Linked DNA regions of Homo sapiens: region 2 is linked to region 1. Evidence: read pairs that join two places in POLR2A ChIA-PET (ENCODE). Cell type or tissue: OCI-LY7. All regions are shown on one strand. Links, peaks and the distances in the headings refer to the core of each region. The heading gives the core; the rest is flanking DNA.

Region 1 (2,914 bases), core at 273-2,772:
CAAGGTGCCAGCCTGGCTCTCGTAGTCACCCACTTGATGGATACTATGCTGCCCTTGGAAGAGCCTGGGCCTGGTGGGGGCACTGAGGCTGTGAGAGACAGCAGGAAATGCCAACTTGGTGCCCTGTTCTGAGCAACTAGACATGGGCCCCTCAGGGCAAGCCTGGGGTCCTCTCCCACAGCTAAGGCTGACAGCAGCTGCTTCCAAATCTGATGCTGCCAGGCAACTTCTTCCCCACTCAGGCTTCCAAAAAGCCCTGGCCAGCCAGACACTAGGCTCAGTGTGTGCCCGGGAGGGAGCAACTGGGCCTGTGGCCTGCGCCCCTTGGTCAGCCCAACTTGGCCACTCTAAGCAGGGCTGAGTGCTGCCCCAAAGCTCCATGGACAGGATAATTGCAAATTACATTCTGGGCTGTGTTAGGACTATGTATTGCAAGCAAGCATTTTTTTTTTTTCAAGGTGGATGGATGAAGAGAGAGGGGGGGTGGGAGAGATAAAGGAACATGGCCAAACATTCATTGTAAAATCCCAGTGGTGGATAGAGATGTGTTTGTGTTCATTGTACAATCCTTTCCACTCACCTACAGGTTTGAAAATTTCAACAATAAAAGGGTGGAAGAAAACCAAAGAACTAAATAAGAAAATTATGCTTAGACATAGACAACCAGAAGTCATGATACACCCTGGGTGACAAGTGACTGATGAGAGGGACAGACCAAGCCCTTGGGCTGCAGGGAGTCAGAGGGGCTGGTCATCAGGGAAGGCTTCCAGGATGAGGTGCCCTTTGAACAGGGCTGTGAAGGACAGGTGGGCTCGGCCCTTCAAGGTGAGGCAAGGCTTGCAGAGTGCCTGTGCTCCACCTGGTCCCACCTCTGCACAGGGCGCCCAGAACAGGAAGTGGACCCTGGAGGGCCTGGGGGTTCTGCTAAGAGCCTCAGACTCCTGCCAGGCTGGAGAGGGAGATGCCTGTCAAAACCCTCCAGCCATGTGTGGGGGATGGGCTCAGGATGGGCCTTGAGCGGTGAGGCCACCAGAGGCCTCTCCCAGGCTGGATAGGAGGCCCAGGGCTAAACAGGGGGAGTCTGGGCTGCATGCCTCCCTCCCTGGCCTCCTTCCTGGGCTCCCTGGAGACCTCCTGGCTTCTCAGTGGCAGCCTGCTGAGAGGGCTCATTCTGTTGCATTTGGGTTTCAGGCTCCTGCCTTGCCCTTTCCCTCCTGTGACTGTCACCCTCCATGTGGGGCAGCTTTGCACAACTCAGCCGACAGCTGACAGATCAGGGCTGTGACTGCCGGGCCACGTGAGCAGAGGCAGAAGGCCGAGCTGGTGGGCAGAGGGCACCTGCCACCTCGACTCAGCTGCCTCCAGGGAGGAGTGAAGACTCACATCCTCACCTGGGGTTGACAGGGCTGCTCAGACGCCACAGGCTGTGCGTGTCCAGGGGACATCATCAGAGGAGCACAGCTGTCACACTGGCTGCACGGCTGAGCCGCTTTAAATCAGGAGGAACAGAAAGAGACCCCGAGGGGGAGGAGAGCCCTCTCTACTCCACCCCTGCCCTCAGCTCTGCATGGGGGAGAGGCGGGGTCGGGGACAGAGCCCAGGACCAATCATGGAAGTGTCAGCGTAGCTCCTGTTTCAGGGACCTGCCAGCTCCCAGCCCTGTGCCAGTCCCTGCACAGCCCAGTGCCTTTGGACTCACGAGAGGCCTGACAGCGTCTTTTCTGTTCATGGGAGGCACTTCTGGAGCTCACTGACATTGGACAATTTGCTCCTGGTCGTGTGCCCATGGAGAGCAGAGCTCAGACATATACGGTGTGTCTGTCCCCACAGCCTACCGCCAGGACACCCTGCAGTGAGGAACAGGGAGGCCAGAGCCCAGCTGCTGGATGCCTCGTGGTCTTGCTAAGGGCCTAGTAATGTCCTCTCGTGATGAAGGGAGGACACCCAGGGCTCCCTTCAACTCCAGCAGCCGCAGTTGTGCAACTGCCGGCCATGCAGACCCCCAGCCTACACAGAAAGAGCTCAGGACAGACAGAGGCATCACAGAGGCCCACACAGGACTGTCACAACCCATACTGGGACCCCAGCTGACAAGAGGGCATCCTCGCTACGTCTCAGACAGCATGGACAGGCACTGGGATTGATCCTGTGGGATTGAGGTGAGCTGAGGGTGTTTGTGTGGACGACTTTGTCGGGCTATGGAAGTTTCCTTCTGCTCATAGGGTGCTGTGGGATGTTGACACCCCTACTTCTTGTTCTTCATCCCCTGAGATAACCGCTTGGTTCCTGTTTCCTATTTTGTTGATGTGGTAAATTACACAGACATTTCAGCTCCTGCACCTGCCTGGCCTTCCTGGGAGGAGCCCTGGCTGCTCCTGCCCTGTGGTCTGGGTTAGCTGCTACTCCATGCCATTTGCTGGTGTTTCCCTGAGAGCTTCTCACACATGTCTTTTCTTGCTTTAGAGTTAAACTTACCGTTGTGAGGTTACAACACACTAATTGTACAAAGGTACTCACACCACCACCCCCGCATATTGCCCCCACACCAATAGACACATTCACATCCATGTGGGCCACATGTCCACTCCCACCGACCCATGCACACTGGACCACAAACACACTCAACCCACCCCATACCACACACATCACACCACACACCACACACCCGAAGTACACACACCCACACACCACACACACACATAAATAGCAAACACACATACACCAAAAATACCAAAGACACACCACACATCCCATACACACACCACACACATCAGCAACACACTCCCAACTCCCCATACGACACAAACACACACTGGACACCACATACCTGCACACCAGACACCCTTCCCACACACCAGCAGCCTTCCACACACCAGGCAACCTTCCCACACACTCCCACAAGACCCCCACTCAT
Region 2 (2,914 bases), core at 304-2,803, 220 kb after region 1:
CTCAAGGATCTGGAACCAGAAATACCTTTCACCCAGCAATCCCATTACTGGGTATATACCCAAAGGAATATAAATCATTCTATTATAAAGGTTCATGCACATGCATGTTTATTGCAGCACTATTCACAATAGCAAAGACATGGAACCAACCCAAATGCCATCAATGATAGACTGGATAAAGAAAATGTGGTACATATACACCATGGAATATTATGCAGCCACAAAAATAAATGAGATCATGTCCTTTGCAGGGACATGGATATAGCTGGAAGCCATCATCCCCAGCAAACTAACACAGGAACAGAAAACCAAACACTGCATATTCTCATTCATAAGTGAGAGCTGAACAATGAGAACACATGGACACAAGGAGAGGAACGACACACACAGGGGCCTGTCGAAGCAGGGGCGAGGAGAGGGAGAGCATCAGGGAAAATGGCTAACGCATGCGAGGCTTAAAACTTAGGTGACAGGTTGATAGATGCACCAAGCCACCATGGCACACGTATACCTCTGTAATGAACCTGCACGTTCTGCACATGTATCTCAGAACTTAAAATAAAAAAATAAAAAACAAATTTGTTATGTTTAAATTTTAGAAATTTGGGAGGGAAAATGCATCTCTGCTAAGAATCTGGAATGCTTTCCTCTTTCTGATGAGAACTGCGTAACTTGGTGGTTTTATGTGGGTTTGTTTTTGTTGCTGTTGCTGTTTGTTTTGTTTTTACTGCTCTGGAAACTAGGAACCTCATGCCCACATTCTGATGCAGTTACAACAGCCCTTTTGCTCCCATGAATTCTTGGGTTTTCTTTCCTTATCTTGATTTGCCACTTCTATTTGATTAGCTTCATTGTATAACCTTTGTTTAAAATATTTTTGGGAAATTAATATAGGAATATATAAAATTAATATATGAAATTAATCATATATGTCTCTTAGCTTTGCCTAATTTGTAGTTGAAGGTGCTGGCCTAACATCTGAAGGATGGCACTAAGAGGATCAGGGTTGGGTGTAGACAACTGCCCAGCCTACACCAGTTCCAGGATAGCCTGTCCTACAGCAGGAAATCAGCAGGGTTGTCTTTCTTTATAAAGGAAACATTCCATTATTAATGTGAACTTCAACATAAGCCAATGATTAAGGAAAGAACCAATATGTACCTGCTGCAATTTAGATCTAAAATATAAACATCCAATGTGTAGGAATAATTTCCTCCTCCTTTCATCGAATCCTGTTTGCCTAATGTATTTCATGGGTAACTTGCCACTCAGATATCCCAGGAAGCCCAAAGGCTAACACTGTGGGCTGACAAGTTGGGATGATACCAGCAGTGGTTACATTCTCACCATCCAGTCGTGTTATAGCTACAGGATCATGAAAGTTTGCTCATGGGAAATGCAAGTTCAAATTATTGTTTCTACTGAGCTGGAATTTATTTTAGAAGTGCCTAGGGTCAGTTCATTCCTTGAATTCCAAGCACTGTTTGTCAATTCCTGGTTCCAAAATTTCTTAAAGTCTGAGATCTGAAAAGGCAACATTTTTGTTCTCTTCTAAGAGGTATATGCCTGTTTGTGTTTTAAACAGGTTTGTCTGTAACTGAAAGTTAACTGACCCCAGTGGCAAAAAGGAGAAGCTGTTAGCTTGCACAAAAACTGTCAACCACAGCTGCAGATAAAACAGGGAGGGCTGAAGGGATATGGGACCGATGCCATTAGTATCTAATGCAATATTTAGTAAAAGATGTTGCCTAAGAGGATGATGCTATGGGGAGCTTGGAAGAACCTAGGTAGAAGACTGTGGAAGACATGGAGTTGCCCGACTCACCCCTTCCTCCATCTTCCCCACCAAGGAGGATGTGAAGCCTAGCTGCAGGGCTTGCAGTCAATGGGTGGCCTCTAGCTTTTGGCTCTTTGGGGGTCCTTGGTCTGTGGGGTGATCTTGGGTCACCCAAGGTTGCTGCCGTCTTGGGGCAGCCTCATCCAGTGACTGGGTGAAGCAGGATACACAGGCCCCAATATTCCAGTCTGAACAGGACACTCTTTTTTTTTGAGACAGAGTCTCGCTCTGCCCCCCAGGCTGGAGTGCAGTGGCGCGATCTTGGCTCACTGCAAGCTCCGCCTCCCGGGTTCACGCCATTCTCCCGCCTCAGCCTCCAGAGCAGCTGGGACTACAGGCGCCCGCCACCACACCTGGCTAATTTTTTGTATTTTTAGTAGAGATGGTGTTTCACCGTGTCAGCCGGGATGGTCTCGATCTCCTGACCTCGTGATCTGCCCGCCTTGGCCTCCCAAAGTGCTGAGATTACAGGCCTGAGCCACCGTGCCCGGCCTGAAGTGGACACTCTTGATGAACACCGTTGCTCCAGGGTGCCCTCCAGGTAGACTGAGGCTGTGCTGGGCCCACAACACAGTTCAGTTTTTTCCTCTGCCCCATCAGTTTTTCCTCCTTCCCTTCCTAGGTGTGGATCTCTAATAAGTATCATGCGCCTCAAACTCCATCTCACTGGTTGCTTTTGGAGAACTCATCCCTTGACAAGTCCACCAGCTAAGGCTCCCTGTCTTTATAGAGAGCACAAGGAGGGGCACCTTTTCCCCATAAAGACCTGCCTGCTGATGGGCTCTTGTTTTCTCTAGGACCCGGCACTTGGCCAAATCATATTCAAAGTTAGCAGGGAACTCCGGTCTTTTAATTATTTCAATCATAGATGATCTTCCTCTGTAGTCATGGGCCAGGCCCCTCAGGGTGTTATCTGCACAAACGTTGAAAAGTTATGCTTCCGGCGGGGTGCAGTGGCTCACGCCTGTAATCCTAGCACTTTGGGAAGCCGAGGCGGGCGGATCACAAGATCAGGAGATTGAGACCATCCTGGCTAACACGGTGAAACCCTGTCTGTACTAAAAATACAAAAAAAAA

What was found. Peaks named below come from ENCODE experiments on the same cell type or tissue, not always from the same donor. Only the 100,000 strongest peaks of a DNase experiment are listed, where the experiment ranks them.
Region 2: POLR2A ChIA-PET joins it to region 1 with 11 read pairs; 2 of 35 experiments call an interaction of 5 or more read pairs at or near these places.

What each region holds. Positions count from the first base shown.
Region 1 is chr10:46,298,558-46,301,471 of GRCh38, reverse strand. All of the region lies in intron 9 of ANTXRL (ANTXR like), which reads right to left. Among named protein-coding and RNA genes, the nearest start is that of ANTXRL, 13 kb to the right of the region's middle. RefSeq lists an enhancer at 939-1,517. In OCI-LY7, for the core only: no CTCF peak of the experiment used is centred there; DNase peaks (open chromatin) are centred at 1,421 and 2,301; H3K4me3 peaks cover 1,567 bases; H3K27ac peaks cover 1,802 bases.
Region 2 is chr10:46,078,878-46,081,791 of GRCh38, reverse strand. No RefSeq gene overlaps it. Among named protein-coding and RNA genes, the nearest start is that of MSMB, 34 kb to the right of the region's middle. In OCI-LY7, for the core only: a CTCF peak has its summit at 1,574; a DNase peak (open chromatin) is centred at 1,631; H3K4me3 peaks cover 207 bases; H3K27ac peaks cover 374 bases.